2 separate regions of the Homo sapiens genome follow, and region 2 is linked to region 1. Evidence: read pairs that join two places in POLR2A ChIA-PET (ENCODE). Cell type or tissue: IMR-90. All regions are shown on one strand. Links, peaks and the distances in the headings refer to the core of each region. The heading gives the core; the rest is flanking DNA. Region 1 overlaps SLIT2 (slit guidance ligand 2). Region 2 overlaps SLIT2 (slit guidance ligand 2).

Evidence for each region. Peaks named below come from ENCODE experiments on the same cell type or tissue, not always from the same donor. Only the 100,000 strongest peaks of a DNase experiment are listed, where the experiment ranks them.
Region 2: POLR2A ChIA-PET joins it to region 1 with 9 read pairs; 3 of 35 experiments call an interaction of 5 or more read pairs at or near these places.

Annotation. Positions count from the first base shown.
Region 1 is chr4:20,600,240-20,609,335 of GRCh38, forward strand. All of the region lies in intron 33 of SLIT2 (slit guidance ligand 2), which reads left to right. Among named protein-coding and RNA genes, the nearest start is that of MIR218-1, 77 kb to the left of the region's middle. In IMR-90, for the core only: no CTCF peak of the experiment used is centred there; a DNase peak (open chromatin) is centred at 3,872.
Region 2 is chr4:20,438,118-20,447,213 of GRCh38, forward strand. All of the region lies in intron 4 of SLIT2 (slit guidance ligand 2), which reads left to right. Among named protein-coding and RNA genes, the nearest start is that of SLIT2-IT1, 50 kb to the left of the region's middle. RefSeq lists a silencer at 2,089-2,383. In IMR-90, for the core only: no CTCF peak of the experiment used is centred there; no DNase peak of the experiment used is centred there.

The sequences.
Region 1 (9,096 bases), core at 2,710-5,209:
GCATTCATATCACATATGGCAAAATATTTCTAAATACTTTGTAGAAACCCAAGTGATTATATCCAAACAAGGACCTACCATAACGAGTTTGTTTGAGTTTATGTTCATTGCCATTTCACCTAACAAAGGATGGAGTGTATCTTGTGACATTTATAAAGGGACTATTATGTTGCATTTTTTTTTTTTTTTTTTTTTTTTTTGGAGACAGAGTCTCACTCAGTCACCCAGGCTGGAGTGCAGTGGTGCGATCTTGGCTCACTGCAAGCTCCGCCTCCTGGGTTCATGCCATTCTCCTGCCTCGGCCTCCCAAGTAGCTGGGACTACGGGCACCCACCACTATGCCTGGCTAATCTTTTTTGTATTTTTAGTAAAGACGTGGTTTCACCGTGTTAGCCAGGATGGACTCGATCTCCAACCTCGTGATCCGTCCATTTCATATTCTTTATTAGAAGCTGCAAGCCCATGTTTCTGGTGGTGGATCATCTAATAGAGATACAAAATGTGAGGCCTAGAGCAAATACAGCTTTAATTTAATTATTGCCTTTTGGCTTATGACCAAAAAAATTTTCTTGATTTTCCAATCCAGAAAAGCTATGACCTTATTTTTTAATAAAAGAGGCAACAATTACCAAGAATTCAGATATGTAGATATGTATAATACATTTTATTAACATATTAAATATAGAATATTATTTTTATATTGAGAAAATAATATAAGAAAAAAGGAAGAAAGAAAGGAAGCAATGAAGAAAAAAGAAGGAAGACAGGAAGGAAATGTAAGGAAGAACAAGTTCAAAGGAGATAAATATAAGCACTTACATTTTCATGTATTTGCACAAAGAAAAACTAGACACAAAGAAATAGAAACAAGACTTCTGCATGAATACCATTTTATATCCATTTGATTTTTGAGCCATTTCAATGTCATTACCACTCAAAAATAAAATTGAAATAATAGAAAAAGCTGCTGTTCTAGAGATAGTCTGGCTTGATTCAAGTCCAGCTCTGTTATCAACTAACTGTGTGTCTTGGACAGATTGCTTCAGCTCCCTGGGCCTCATCTGGCAAATGGGGATAACAAATAATAGTGTCCTTTTTGTGAGATTACGGTAAGAATTGTACGACATGATAAATGTAAAATATTTGCAACAATGCTAGGTAAACCATAAACAATGATGGCTACTGGTATCACAAATTCAGGATGTCCAAAACTGAATTTATTTCATTTGCTTCACCCAAACCTGTGTTCCCATTGCATTCCTTCTTTCATTGAAAGGCATGACAGGTGCAATGGATCTACTCTTAATCCTCTCCTTTCCTTTACCTTCAATTTGCAGTTTTACATAACTCTTAGCTCTGATACGGCTAATTTTTTGGCCTTTTTTCAAATGCCAGAAAATGCCAAGCAAGGCAACCTCTGTCCTGGGCCAGGCCTTTACTACAGTGTAAAATCTTTGATGAAAGATAGTACTTCTCCATCCCTGTAGTAAAATCTATCAATAACAGTGTTGCAATCAGCTGTCCCATTAGTTGCTAATAAATATTTTGTCTGGGTGAAGTACATTTTCAAATTTTGATTTGTTTCCACTTAAGTTCAGTTTTATTGCCATAATTCTATGTTATATAAAATTTACTTTGGTAAAACATTGTTTTCCAAATTTTGCATTATTTAATATATTATTGGGCCTTGCACTTGGAAATAATTTTATACCTCAGGTGCATCATTTCAATTGCCTGCTTAATTCTCCACATTGAAGAAAATTGATTTTATTTTAGCAAAATGAAACCTAATAAAATGAGGGGAAAGTAATAATACACTTATTAATTCTATAGGGTATTTTTGGTTAAAATTTATTTTATATGTCAACTATTGTTTCACATAAATCAGTATGAAGACAATTATTTTATGAAATTATCTCTAGACTGGTAATTTGCTGCCCTTCAAAAAGACTTTCTTTTAATCTAGATAAGGGGAAACATTTTTTACAAAAGTTAATGAAAAATATGTGCTTCTTTCTTTAAATTCAAATTAATGTCATTTTCCAAACCAGACAGCCTCTTTGAAAACACAGCCAACTATGTTAAAAGTTAAAAGACAGTAGTTAACATAGCTTGAAGTGTGTTTAAGAAAACTCAAGATGTAGTAATTATTCTTTTAGCGTAGAAATAAAGTAGTATGCATATTTTCTCATCTTATCTGTTACATCTGGATAGAAGATCATGGCTTCTTGTAGACATGCCTGCTGTTAACAGCACCAAGCATACAGGCAGTAGTGTAGAATGGTTGTTTCCAAAAGTCTGCATTGGAATCACCTGAAAAACATGTTAAAATACAGGCGTTGGGCACCACCCCTAGTTTCTGATTCTGAAGCTCTTAGCTAGACCCGAAAATTTGCATTTTTAACAAGTTTCCAGGAGATCTTGTACTCCAGGGACTACACTTTGAGAACCCCTTGCGTAAAAGGAATATGTACTTTGAGAGCTGATTGTCTGCATGTCTTCTCATATCCAAGTTCTACAACATCATGCTTGATGCTCACATTGAAATCAGCCATATTGGGAATATTCGCACCACAAAAATCAGCAAAGCCTACAAATCCAGGTTTTTGTTCTTGTTTTTTTTTTAACAGTACCAGTTGTTAAACATTTGCCAGCAACCTACTGCCTAAAGGACTCTAACCAGCAACATAGATGAAATGAGCTGCCTAATAAGGGAATGGATTTGGAATATGGCGCACGGGCCTAATATTTACAGCACTTAGAGAATAGCATAAAGAGGGACTTAGTAATTGTATTAGCCTGTTTTCACACTGCTGATAAAGGCATACCTGAGACTGGGTAATTTATAAAGAAAAAGAGGTTTAATTGACTCACAGTTCCACATGGCTAGGGAGGCCTCACAATCATAGCAGAAGGCGAAAGGAATGTCTTACATGGTGGCAGACAAGAGAGAATTGAGAACTAAGCGAAAGGGGAAAACTCCAGTAAAACCATCACATCTCGTGAGACTCATTCGCTACCATGATAACAGTATGGGGAAAACCGCCCCCATAATTCGATTATCTCCCACTGGGTCCCTCCCATAACACGGGGAATTATGGGAACTACAATTCAAGATGAGCCAAACCATATCAGTAATAGTGCCATGAATGAATGGAAAAATGAATGGCAGCCTAAATTTAAGCAGTAGGTCCTCAGACAGGGCTGGAGTATTAAATTTTTATTCTCAAGTAGGCTAATAATCTGCTCTTTCAAAGTGAGTTTCTTTTCATCTAGAAAAACATAAACTTTTTTTAACAAAAGTTATTATTGAAAAATATATGCTTCTTTTTTTAGATTCAAATTAATGTCATTTTCCAAACCAGGCAGTTTCTTTGGAAACACAGCTAGCTACTGTTTAAAAATAAGAAAATCAGATGGACCACCTTACTAGTGTACAGTTTTTCATATTTAGGCAACCTGCTCAAATTCAGGGGACTTTCTGTCACCTACTGTTACATTTGGTTGGCTACATACACTCTGGGTTGTGCAATTTACAGGCTTACATTTCAACAAAAATACAAAAGAAACTCAACAAAGATTATCTTTGTATCTGAGAAGTTCAGTCTCATTGGGGAGACAGAGAGTAGACAGAATCTATATGGTATTCTTGTTTTCAAGATGTTTATTCAGCCATTCTTGATATGCCATATGGAAAGTTCCCCCTGTTTACTAGCTTATAACCTTGGGCAGATTGCTTCATTTCTTTGTGCTTTATTTTCCTTATCTCAGTAAATGCAATTAGCTCTGCTTTTCATGTTTGGTTATGAGAATTGAATGAATGTAAAGCACCTAACATCGTGCTTGGCACAGAGTCGGCTCACGATATTGAGTAATGCTGATGATTCATGGATACTCTTCCTGCTCAAATATCTGGATACTGAAGAATAAATACCCAAGTGGGAATTTTATAGCCTGACATCTCACTGTACAGTATGTTCAAGTTTAGAGAAGCCTTTCTAGTTTAGTGAATTTTATTCATGTTAATCTGTTTTAAAAGTACTGATTAAAATATTACTTGAACAACTATTTTCTAAAGCTTTCTTTTGAAAAATTCTTACAGGTATATTTAGATATCTTTTCTTTTTGGAGACAGAGTCTTGCTCTGTCGCCCAGGCTGGAGTGCAGTGGCGCGATCTCGGCTCACTGCAAGCTCTGCCACCCGGGTTCATGCCATCCTCCTGCCTCAGCCTCCTGAGTAGCTGGGACTACAGGCGCTCACCCCTACGCCTAGCTTTTTTTGTATTTTTAATAGAGATGGGGTTTCACCATGTTAGCCAGGATGGTCTCCATTTCCTGACCTTGTGATCCGTCCACTTCAGCCTCCCAAAGTGCTGGGATTACAGGCGTGAGCCACTGCGCCCAGCCTACATAGATATCTTTAATCTCATTTGGCTTCCCATTCCTTTTGACTAAAGAGATAGGCAAGAATACTTTTAGTATCACTCCCACTTCACAGGTGAAGTATCATCAGGCCAGAAACACCAAAATGAGATGACCAGTTGAGTTTGGGTTCCAGTTCCTATTCCAAAGCGTGGAATATGTCACCAGATACTTTAATTTTTTTTTTTTTTTTAGATGGAGTATTGCTCTGTCGCCCAGGCTAGAGGGCAGTGGCACAATCTCGCCTCACTGCAACCTCCACCTCCCGGGTTCAAGCGATTCTCCTGCCTCAGCCTCCAGAGTAGCTGGGATTACAGGCATGCACTACCATGCCCAGCTAATTTTTGTTTTTTTACTAGAGACGGGGTTTCGCCATCTTGGCCAGGCTAGACTCGAACTCCTGACATCGAGATCCACCCACCTTGGCCTCCCAAAGTGCTGGAATTACAGGCGTGAGCCACCGCACCCAGCCCAGATACTTTAAAATTTTAAGGCAAGAAGTTGAAGCTCACATAAGGAAAAACAGTCTTTTATTAAACTACAGAAATACATTATGTTTATCATTGTTAGTGTGTTGTGTGTATGCAAAATAGAGAAAGAAAATCAGAGACATTTTAAAGCCCCTCTTTTAAGCCCCAAGTTTCTGAATTATTTTTCTGTAGCAGACCACAAACAGTTGGGGAACTGCTTTGTTTTCATGTATCCACTTCCAGTATATAAACTCAAGAAAACAAATCTCAGGAAATAGGTGAGCGTAGTAAAACTAAACCTTATAGTAACAGTAATAAATGCAATTCAAATTCCCAGTGGAAAGGCCCAAAGTTAAGTGGTTCGCTTGTAGTTTTTGTGAATCATAAAATATATTGTTCCCTAGGGAGTGGTGAAAGAGAGTTTATCAATACTTATCAGAACCCAAAAGGATGCCATGCATTACATGTGGGTATGTAGGAGACAGCTGCTATAGACTGAAAAGTGGATTATGGCTTTCTAGCTCAGGCAGTCTTACTATGTAGCAACTGATGTGTCGATCACTGCTTTTATTTTATTTTATATTTTATTTTATTTTATTTTATTTTATTTTATTTTATTTTATTTTATTTTTTGAGACAGAGTTTCACTTTGTTGCCCAGGCTGGACTGCAGTGGCACGGTCTCGGCTCACTGCAACCTCTGCCTCCCGGGTTCAAGCAATCCTCATGCCTCAGCCTCCCACATAGCTAGGATTACAGGCACCCGCCACCACGCCCAGATGATTTTGTTTGTATTTTAGTAGAGACAGGGTTTCACCATATTGCCCAGGCTGGTCTCAAACTCCTGAGCTCAAGCAATCCGCCCATCTTGGCCTCCCAAAGTGCTAGGATTACAGGCGTGAGCCACCACGCCTGGCCCACTGCTTTAATTTTAAACGAATGTGTAGACAAAGGATTCCTGGACATCCTCCAGTTTATCTCATGCTAGAAAAGACAGCAAGAAATACCAAGTTAGAATGTTATTAACTCTGAAAAATTCTCTTTAGGTCCCATGTGTAAAATACTATCTTAAAAACCAAATTGGCCAGTCATGGTGGTTTACATCTGTAATCTCAGCACTTTGGGAGGCCAAGCCAGGAAGATCACTTGAGACCAGCCTGGGAAACATGGCAATACCCTATCTCTACAGAAAAATTTAAGAAGTAGCTGGGCATGGTGGCATGCAGCTGTGGTCCTAGCTACTTAGGAAGCTGAGGCAGCAGGATCACTTGAGTCCAGGAGGCTGAGGCTGCAGTGAGCCGTAATTATGTCACCGTACTCCAGCCTGGCTGACAGAGCGAGACTCTGTCTCAAAAAAAAAAAAGGAATCTAAAATCATGAACTTTACTGTACTTACCTGTTAAGAGGTCAAGATGAGGCTTCATTTAATTCCAGGGAGATATAAATGGAATTAATCTCAATGATAAGTCTTGTGGAAGTTCTGGTGTGATCAGATTAGACATTTAAAGCTTTTAGGGAGAGAAAAGTATAGTCAGTCTATCTCACTCATAATCTCACTCATAATTGGGAAAATAAAATCCAAACTCAGTTTTTAAATCCATATAATTTATATGCATTCTTCAAACTCTTATTGTAAGATCATTACTTTTATTAACAATTCAGTGTTTTTTAGTAAATGAATCAAGTTTTGCTATCATACAAGGTAATTTACTATAGAACTTTATTCCCAGGCTATTTGGGACAGAAATCATGTATTAAAAGCTTGTTAGTGGTGAAAACACACGCCATTTGTCTAGGAATAGGTATTCCTCAGGTTTTTGATTGTAAAAGTAGTGCATAATAATTAAGAGCACATACACTTGAGCTGGACAACCTGGCTTCAGAACTGTTTAGCCACTAACTAGATGTGTCACCTTGGATGTCCTCAGTGCTCACCTCTTGTTGTGAAGCTTACATGAGGTAATACTTGTAAAGTTCTTAGTACCTGGCCCTTAGTATGTGATATATAATCCTTTGCTCTTCCTATTTGCACTTCTCTTAAAAGGAAGAAAAATCACCTAAGGTCACACTAACCAAAGATGACATGTCTAATGAGAGCTAGGACAAGCTGAGCAAGATTTATCTCTCAGCATTATCCTTGACGATACTGCCACTGAAACTTCCAACTATGTTTTATGAAATGAATTTTCAGAGGTCTTGTCTTAAACATGCTTGAAGTGTAATGATTATCTATAGATATCATCTAGGAGTATTGCTAAAAACAATTGATATATGTTATTCCTAATACATCTCTCTTGTATTTACTTACCACATATTTTCAGAAATAAATAATACATGGATGATATTTTAAATTAGCTTACAATTAGCAAGAGTTTAAGACATGTACTCCAAAAAAGAGTAAAAAGGAACAGAGGAGGGAATAAAGGAGCAATAAGCAAAGTGAGTTGATGATGAAACTACCTACCTCCAAGTTCCCATCTGACACACTGCATTAGGGTGTTTAAAACTGTAAAGTGTGTTAACTTAAACCACACAATTGTACTGCATCAAACACCATCATTGATGATGACATGACTGAATTGACTAAGACCAATATGTGACCAAGAATCCATTCCTTGGTAATATATGGGTCTTTTCTTTGCAATTTTAAAGAGAAATGGGGGGCCTCATTATTAAGATTTATTAAGGTTGATGTTGATAGGACATCCATATAAAACTACTTGGAAAGCTGTGTATAACCTCAAAGTAAAAAGGAATTCACTTCTACTCTCTCCATGTCTGTCTTTATTTTAATGTTTTACTTTAAAACTTTTAGTAACTTGAACAAGATGTGCCCCCAAAGAAGTTGTTATATTTCTGCCAGCCTTTAACATTATCTTACAATCAATATTTAAAATAAAGCTAAATTCTTTACTAAAAAAGATTCAGAAATGGTATTGAATTATTTGTATCATGATGATCGTGGTTGGGTGGGGGACCGATATGATAGTGATGGTGATACTAATATCTAACATTAATTTTTGCTATGCTGGGTATCTTTCAGTCATTTTACATAGTCCTCAAATTAACCATGGAAGGCAGAAATATTTATTAGCATTTACTGAAGAGAAAACTGAAATATATTAGTAATAAAGTAACTTATCTAAAACAAACACTTAATAAATGCAGGACCACGATTCGAATCCAGGATTATCTGACTACAGAGTCTATATGCTTAACCATTAGCCAATGTTACTACTTGGCATACCCTCTTAGAAGAGAGTCATATTTAAAACCACTAATGGTGTGCAACTATACTTATAAAATAATTTTCTGGTCTATTTTTTCCTCTGCCAATTGTATTGATGTTAAGTGTTAGGATAATTAAATGTGTAAAAGGCAAAAATATTGATTGACATATCTAACATTTAGTTTTATAAAGTTGTTTCCTGAGACAGGCTATCAAAGATTCCTGTACACGTGGACTCTTCTAACCACCTAAACAGAAAGAATGTCAAGTGTTTTCACAATTCTGCAGAGTGATTTCTCTTGTTCTCAAATCAAAAAAACGTTTTATTACCTGTCAGCATACAACGGAAGATGATTAGACTCCAGTGGTGAGAACCATGCAGAAATATGTTAATGCATTTTTCTATCATTCCCTAGACTTTGCCATTTTACAAATTTAAATATCAGTGCCTAGAAATTTAAGCAGTCATCTTGTATACAGAGTATTAAGTATTCACATTTAGGAATAATCTATCACATGCTCCCATGTTTCCATGTTGGAGCCTTTTTCAGTCTTCCCAGTATCCCAGCATGTTAGATCTTTAATAATCACCATTAACTTTTTGATCTCAACTTCCATTATGCCATGTTTTTCCTGTATAGGGAAAGGTAAGTACGTTCTTAACACTGCACCGTGTATTGGTCCTATTTCTTCTTTGGTCCTGTTTCATTGGTCTGGTTTGCTTTTTTGCCTGCTGTAACACCAGAGTTAGATATGCAACTACACTTTAAAACCATGTAAAACATATTTACTAATTGCACTCAACTTCATCTTATTTTTTAATCCTCATTTTCCATTTACCTTTCTTCATCTTTTTGTCTTTATTCACTTCATCAATTTCTATAAGCCCTTCCAAGGTTTTTAGAAGGTGACAGTAATAATTGTTAGACCTGGCCCTTGAAAATTATAGAAAAGAATCCAGACAGCCACTGTCATT
Region 2 (9,096 bases), core at 3,830-6,329, 160 kb before region 1:
TTTCTACTTCCAATTTACCTCCCTTCTTATGATTCTCCAAACAGTATCCAGGGTGATCCTGTTTAAAACATAAGTTAGACCATGTTACCACTCTGCTCATAACTTTGCAGTTGCCTCTGTATTAGTCCATTTTCATGGTGTTGATAAAGACATATCCAACACTGGGCAATTTACACAAGAAAGGTTTATTGGACTTACAGTTCCACATGGCTGGGGAGGCCTCACAATCATGGCAGAAGGCAAGGAGGAGTAAGTCACATCTTACGTGAATGGCCACAGGCAAAGAGAGAGTTTGTGTGGCGAAATTCCCATTTTTAAAACCATCAGATCTCGTGAGACCCATTCACAATCATGAAAACAGTACAGGAAAGACCCACTCCCATGATTCAATCATCTCCCACTGGTTCCCTCCCATAACACATGGGAATTATGGGAGCTACAAGATGAGATTTGGGTGGGGACACAGAGCCAAACCATATCAGCCTTCAAGCAGCCTACTGGCTCCCACACCAGCCCTTACCTTGATCTTGGCTCCCACAGTCTCCCTGAATTCCCCCTCTGATTTCATTTCCTGCTGTTAACTCTCTGATCTCTCTGTTCAACAACACTTGCCCCCTTTCTGTTATCACAACATGTCAGGAATATTTCCACCCTGGGGCCTTTGCACTGGCCATTCGTTCTGTCTAGAATATTCTTCCCTATGCAATGTGCTACCTACTTAATGCGGTTTATGTGTCATTTTCCAGATGTCATCACTGCTGACAAGTCTATATAAAATTATATTCCTTCAACCCCTTATTTTATATTCACCTTCCCTGTGTTTCTCTCCATAGTTTCTTATTGTCTGACATACTATATTGTTTACTTATCTGCTGTTGTCTCTCTTCTCTCATTAGAATGTTAGCTCTGTAAGGGCAAGTCTTAACAGCTATTTCCCCAAAAAATAGAGCAGGGCGTTGCACATGAAATGTACTTAATAAATATTTCTTGGATGAGTTATTATTTCCTTTGTCATTTTCAGGAAGCTTTAATTGAACATTTACTATGTTTTAAACACAGTTCCGAGGTATTAATTATATCTTACATGTAAGACACATAGAGGTGAAATGCCTTGGTCTAGGCCATTGTATTACTTTGCTAGACGTTCCATAACAAAGCACAATAAGCTTTGTAACTTAAACAAAAGAAATTTATTGTCTCACAGTTCTGGAGTCTGAAGTCCAAGATCAAGGTGTCCACAGGGTTGTCTCCTTCTGAGGGCTTGGAGGAGGACTCTGTCCTATGCCTCTCTCTTAGCTGCTGGTGGTTTGCCAGCAATCTGTGGTCTTCCTTGGCTCATAGAAAAATAATTTCAATTTCTGCCTTCATCTTCATGTGATGTTCTGTCTGTGGTATCTGGCTCTGTGTCCGAATTATCCCATTTTATAAGGACACCGATAATATCGGATTAAGGCCCACCCTAATGACCTTGTTTTGACTTGATTACTTCTGCAAAGACCCATTTAAATAAGGAGATACGGGGAGAGCAAGTCAAGTGATGTGAATTGGGAGGTGTGAGGGGAGCACAATTCCATTTATCATAGCCATTGACTTCATTAATGGTAGGCCTTTGATTCAAACTTGGATTCTAAAACTCACAATCTACTAATATCTGAACCCGTACAAAGATTTAGTAATATGTATTAAGTGCCTGCTTTGTGCTGTGAACTCCGTTAAGAACCATAGATAAATAGAGTTCAGCTCCTGCCCTTGAGGAACTCACCACATAGCAGGAGAAAAAGACATCATAGAGTTAAGACCTATTGACTTAAAAGCACACAGAAAGCAGATCACTTGCCATTTTTAATTATATAAAGTTTTCCATCTATTAGGTTTATTTTGCCAAAGCCTTCTAATGAAATAGTTACACCATTTAATTTAAATTTCAGTGGGGTTGCCAGAAGTGCAATTAATTGTTAAAAGTTCCAACTATGAAATTTTGCTTTGGAAAGCAGTCTGCCGTATCTTTATATACCATTAAATTTGATCATATGCTTGTCATTCTGGCAGAACATCTTGATATACTTGAAGAAACATAGTTAGGGGAAATAAAAAAAAAATTGTTGGTACTACACTGTAGGGTTTCCAAATACAAATGTTAGCATGATTGGGTTATACCAATTCATCATTACGTTGCATTTCCCTGGAGTTGAAACTACATCTGGGCTTGGCAGGGATGCATTATCACCAGTCAGAGTGGGGACCATGTGTCAGTCTCTCAAAGAAGATATATGGTCTTGTGTACCATTAGGATTGGATATGCTTATGTTGCAGACTTTAAATCAACTTCTGAATCCTTTCTACAGATGTTGACTGCTGCAGGTCTGTAAATAGCACAGTATATTCTGAACTTCAGCTGATATATACGGCCCTAAAAAAAAAGCAACACTGAGATACACGGCAATAGAAAACAACGCAATGAATAAAAATGGGACAGCTCCAAATTTGCTGAAATAATCTCATCTGTTTAATGACATTGTTTAAACAAAATTACCTCTGAATTTGAAGTTGCCATTTTCTCAGATCAGTGTGGAATTGTAGTAATTTTAAAATTCTAGAAGTTTCTTTTGTAACCTTTATTATTTGATATGTATTGGATTTATTTGTAAGATGTCAATAGATTCCATTTCTTAAATATCCAACTAGAAAGCATTTAATTGTTCTTTTAACATTTGCGAGTGTGGTGGGCATAATTTTTAAGAGACTCACCTATTGAGGAGTCATCGTACCCAAACACTGATGACCAGGCCTTTACAAAGCATTTTGGCCTTTATTTACATTCTGGGTACAAGATTTTTCACTGCAATTAAAACTATAACCCCAACTTCACTGAATTATCTTTCTGTTACCAAGACTTTTTATTCAGAGCCACAACGGGATTAAATGAAAATGACCGAAGCCTCCAAAAAAAAAAAAAATTCCTTCATAAACAGCAAACTTTTAACTAATACACAATGTGCTTTTAATACTGACTTTAAATCCTCCCTCAACCAGGAACTCGTGAAAACATGTGGTCAGTGTGGCAAAAGGGAACTGCTGGGTCCTGATTTAGTTGACATTCTCTTTTTTTACAACCTGGATTTTATATCATTCACTGATGCCTTTCTTTAAGCTCATACATTTCGTGCTTGTGGCACAGGATACTGTTTTCTTAACATCAAATCTTTATGGCACTGGCAAAAAATTTTCAATCTCCTACTTAAATTTGGTTCAACTACACAGTTTCACTATAGCCAACAGTTTGTCTGGATAAGCTTGCTTGCCCCCAGTGTGGATTTGCTGCAAAATAATGACTGCATTAAGCTGAGGAACGTGTTCCCTCATCCAATCTCTCTCTCTCTCTCTCGCCCCCCCCCACTTCTGTCTCTCTCTCTCTCTCTCTCTCTCTCTCTGTCTCTACCCAGCCATCCCAGATCCAACCCGCACTTGCAAAAATACATACATACACACAGTATGCAAACACATACCCATAGTCAGCACCCTTTCTGTCTTTCTGAGTTAAGGCTGTGATGGCCCTTGGGGTTTGCTCGGAAACAGTCACTTCCAAGATCCAGAAAGGCTTTGTAAACATGGGTCCTACCTGCACACAAGTCAGACTGTGATCATTCCCTTGTAGATTATCAAACATTCCATCTACTATACAGCAGCCCAGAACTTTATACTTTAACCATTTTATTCTCACTCTATGAGGTCTATAAAGTATTTTTACTGGGGAAAAAACATTATCTATGTAATTATCATGACCTATGCAAAATTTAGCCTAATAAGAGAGCCCAACACATATTTTTTTAAAGTAATTTTAATAAAACAAGAATATGGTAGCTACAATAAAAAACATTTAATCAAGGTATGAATAGATTGCTGTGTGAGAACAGAAAGAAAAATATAAATGTTATAGTTGGGGGTAGGAGAGGAAAAAGGTTGGGGAAAGGCAAACTGGGTTCAAATGAGATCTTGGTGAGTTTCTGTTTCTCCACCAATGGAGAACAGATTGCGGTGGTGGGCAGGAAGGCAAGGGAGTGTGTACAAGGCTCCTTGCCAGGTGAGGGAGGCAGAGTGCGTTTAGAAAGGGGGACTGGTTGGCCGGGCGCGGTGGCTCACGCCTGTAATCCCAGCACTTTGGAAGGCCGAGGCGGGCGGATCATGAGGTCAGGAGATCGAGACCATCCTGGCTAACATGGTGAAACCCTGTCCCTACTAAAAATACACACAAAAAAATTAGCTAGGTGTGGTGGCGGGCGCCTGTAGTCCCAGCTACTTGGGAAGCTGAGGCGGGAGAATGGTGTGAGCCCAGGAGGCGGAGCTTGCAGTGAGCTGAGATCGCGCCACTGCGCTCCAGCCTGGGCGACAGAGGGAGACTCTGTCTCAAAAAAAAAAAAAAAAAAAAGGGGGGGGAGGGACCGATTTTATGAAGGTTATGGAACAAGGAGGAAGCTATGATGTGAAACTCGGAAAGGAGCGAATTGTAGACTTTGAAAGCAGCATAGGAATGTCGTGATGTTACTCTCAGTGAGTAACATGGAGGATGAGTTGGAGAGGGTGTGGACTGGAGCAGAGTTTTCGTGTTCGGTGATGAGATTTACCTTGAGAGTAAAGACGAAAGACTGGGAGGCCTTGCTCTATTGCCAGCAAACTCTATGGAATTTTCCTTTCAGTTGGAAGGCTAAAGTTTCACATCTACTTAATATGTTTCTACGGAGTGTTTAGATGTGTTTTAGATTGAGAGTTTTTCAGATGAGGAAGATGACTAAGTAAAATAAATGAAAGAGAAAATTTTGCTATTTCATAGTGAAATAGAAAAGGGCTTTTTTCCCCCTTTTGCTAGTAGTTTAAAAGTGACGAGAATAAGTCACATGAATACAAATCTTAAAACTGAATAGAATTTTGTTTCTCATAGGTCATATCATGCCTGGGAAATCTCCAAGTTCTTTATGGCAATATATCAGGGAATGCAGTGACATTTTCAGCATATACTGTTGCCATTATTTGTGTGTGCATATGTGTAGCTTTGGTGATTAGAAAGTCTTTTATTAAAAGATGAAGTGTGGGGTATGGCACAAAGGATTTACTTTGCCTCATAAAAAGGCTACTGGAATTTTGACTTACATTTTACTGTGTGCAGACACAAGCAGACTGGATTTAATTTCTTTCCACATGAGAGATAGCTAACTTCTTGGAACAGGCACAGGCTTACAATATTTCTCTGGGACAAAACCTTGAGGACTAAAAGTTCAAGGGATTGGTGCTTTAGGGGACAAGGCATGGAAATGATACATTTTCTCATAAACTTTAAATTCATTTTGGCCCAAGCAGATAACTTTTAGCTCAGGGCACTTGGGTTTATTAGTCATTCATTCATTCATCACAAGTTTATTGAACCATAGCTGAAGTATCAAGTCACCAGCTATTAGCAGAGGAGAAAATCTAAAAAAAAAAAAAAAAAAAAAAAAAAAGAGTAATTTGGAACTAGACCAGGAATGGCTTTATAACAATGATTACCTTGTATGGATTGAACACTTACTAAGTACCAAGCGGTCTTAGGTGCTGGAAATATTTATTTTAGAAATTATCCTGGAATGTTTGAGCTTAACTATAGCCTTGAAAGTAAATGAGATAACTTAATAACTTCTGAAGAGCCTCATCATGTAATAATTTCCCTGGAGAAGAAGAACAAGATGTTAGATTGAAATGGACCACTCAGCATGGCGTAAGAACCAGGAGACACAGCCAGAGATTCAAGGAGGAGAAAGGAGTCAAAATGACAGATGCTGGATTGAAAAGTCTACTGGTTTGGCAGGTACAATACCATTTGACTAGAAAGGAGAAAAGAAATACGAGTTAAACAAATGCTGGAAGGGGTATGTATTAATATGCACTCAAAGGATGTTATCCTTGGAGAGGAGGGTACCTGGGACAAAGATTACTGTGGATATTATAGATACTAATACAGAGGTGGAAAGAAGGAAAGGCTCCTTCCTAGAGGGTTTCCATTTTCTGAGTTGAGAAGACAGACTTAACTTTCCTAGACTCGAGGCTAAGCATAGATTGGGACGCTTGAAAAGAATGATAAAATGAAGCATTGCCACCAATTGCCATTGTGGCAAATGGAAACGGATAAAAATAGGCTCATTTAAGGAGAATTATTGGGGCCCAGCTGAAAGTGAACACCCTAATGTGTAAGAATGTCATCTTGTTTTATTTGTATTCTCCTGTTTTGTTGAAGGTTGTTTCTTAAAAAAAAAAAAATTCAACTTAATTGATATTCAGGTGTAACTGTCTTGTGGGTTTTACTGTAGTTGTGGTAGGTTTCCTAATAAGTGAAATTCCTTGTCTCCAGGCTTAGGGGTCACACAAACCTATGTTAAAATCCTGTCAAAAGCAGTAACTTGGGAAGCTTCATCAACTGTAAACAGAGAACATTTTGACCGTATCACAGTATTCATTTTAGAATTAGTAGTAATGCAGCAGTGGATAGCCCAGTGCAGTATCGGTGCAATAAATCCTTGCTATTGCCACTGTCATTTTTATAACTTTCTTTTAAAAACATAGTGCTTGCTTTTAAATTCCATTTTTAAGATAAAAATTCTTTAAAGTTTTCTTGGCCTGCCAGTTTCACAATTCTCCACCTCTACCTCCCACTGCATTGCAACACCATTTAATTGTCAGATCCACCTATTCCAGGAAGCTTTCTCAAATACTTCAGGGCTACAGATCTCTGCATGTGCTGCCCAATGCCTTTTTCTCTGTTACATACTTTGCGACTTAATTGCATTCTGTCTAGAAACCCTAACCCATACTTTCTTTGTATTTATAATAATATCAGACCTTTTATTTGTATACATAATAAGTGTCTTCTCAATATCTCATGCATCAAATGGAGCCGCAATGGGGTGATTCAGCTGAGCCCTAGCTGCACTGATCAGTCCTGTCCTGCTAACAATCATGTCAGTTTCTGCCATTCCCCTCACCCCTCTCCTGGCCATTAATTCAGAGAGGTCTGCACCCAACCCTGTTATTAAATTATCTGCTATTAAAATGATAAATTGGTTTCTACTTCAGTAATTGAATGTGCTTGCAGACTATTCTTTCCAGTCTTGTTTTTATATTAATGTGTTACCTTAAATGGAGATGTTTCTTACATGAGCATCATATTTTCAAGAATTCATTATTTTATGAATTTGGATCCATTTAAAAAGAATCTTAAGTGATCTTTAAAAATCAAATGAATTTTCCACAAATACAAACTCTGTAGGGATGCTCATTAAAGAAGACGTTTAAAAGGATATATAGAGGGTCAGAAAACTGAACGAGAATTAGGCCTGTCTCCTCTTTGTTAGACATTGTCATTTCTGCTTCAGAGTATTGTTTTTATGCTGTAATCAGACTCAGTTTTTGCTGTTATTTCTTGATCCCCAGCACACTTTAATACAGAGGATCTATTAGGGCTCCCTACTTTAGGAACCAGATAAAAGCATGTATCTAATCTTGTGGGTATGTGCATGTATATTTTTCCAAGAAAGTGTCCACAGATTTCAAGAGTATCCAAGGGTTCTAAGCTCTCTTTTTTCTCTTAAAATATAAGAAACATTGCGGTAGTGGAAAGGACTTTTTGATTCTATAACATTAAGCTCAAATACAAGTTTTACCAATTACTACCTCTGCAACTTTGGACAAATGAAGCGACTCTCTTAATTATGGTTTCCTTGAGTTCCTGAGCGTGTCAAGTGGGCTAAAAGCGGCAAAGTATGCAAAGCCCTGGCCCACAGTGGATGCATAATACATGTTACTGAGGCTTCTTCCTTCTTGCCTAAAAGTCATCATTCCTACCAAAGCACTGTTCATTTCCTCTTGTTCATTCTCCATCAGAGATAGAAACCAGCTGTTCCCATCTCTGTGCACAACAACTGTCTGTGTGCTTAAAGTACTTAAGCACACCCTTGCCCCCTTAACTACGGGTTAATTCCTTTGACCTTTCTTCGAAGACAGTTGTCAGATGGGAATTTTCTCAGTGGTTTGCCCACTTAAGGCAGTTTGTCTCTGGAGGCAAGCTGTTGAAGAGGGAAGCTGAGAATTGTTAACAACAGAGCTCAGCCATGAGCTTGATTTCTTCTATTTTTCCATGGGAGCCCATATTATCTCTACTTTGCGGTAAGGGATCAGCTCAATGTGATGTTATATGGTTCCCATCCGGCCTGAACACCACTTCCACATAAAAATGGGGAGTAAGTCTGAGAAATCACCACTTTTTAAACGACAGATGATGTAGAAAAAAGAGAGAAGCAGCAATAGTAGGGGAAGCTTAGAGAAAGTGTTTGGAATTGTATCCAGATTTTCTAGTGTCTGTAGCCAAGAAAAGCCAAAAATCAGTATTTGAGACTAACTTTTCAGATGTCTCTTCCCTTACTATCAAAATGAGTCAGGCAGTGTTTAAAAGCACAGGCTTGGCAATTTCAAAATTGCAAATTAAGGAGAAATAAAAGAAAATATGCATCACTGAAAAATAAATGGCTATGTCAGAGAACATCCCTCTGCATATCTCTCTGTTCAAATAATTAACTAAGTTTTAGGTACAGAATATTGCAATCCTGAGTTCAAGACCAGCTATTCACATTATTAACTATTAACTCTATGTACAGACGGATAATAGGAAACTTCATCAAAATAGATAGATGTTCAGAAAATCCCATGTACCCCAACTTCTCTGTGTTGTAGCAAATGAGATAATGTAAATGATATTATATGTTTATGAATGAAATGAAATTATATTTTTGTTTAGGATCTGATTTATTGTGAATATTTTCACTGAACAAAGGCAGCAGAGAAAGTGAAAGGCACAATCTAGGAATCCGTGCTATATGTGGATTGTGAGCAGGATAGAAACGTCACAGAAGAGTGGCCCTGATCAATGCTTGCCTCGAGGGTGTACCTTGCAGAAGGGAGAGCGATTCTTCAGCAGACCATCCTTTGGATGGAAAACATCAACCCTCTTCCTTGTTAGTCACACATTATCCATAAGATTCTGACTTCCTCAGGCAATTAATAATGAAAACCCCTAAA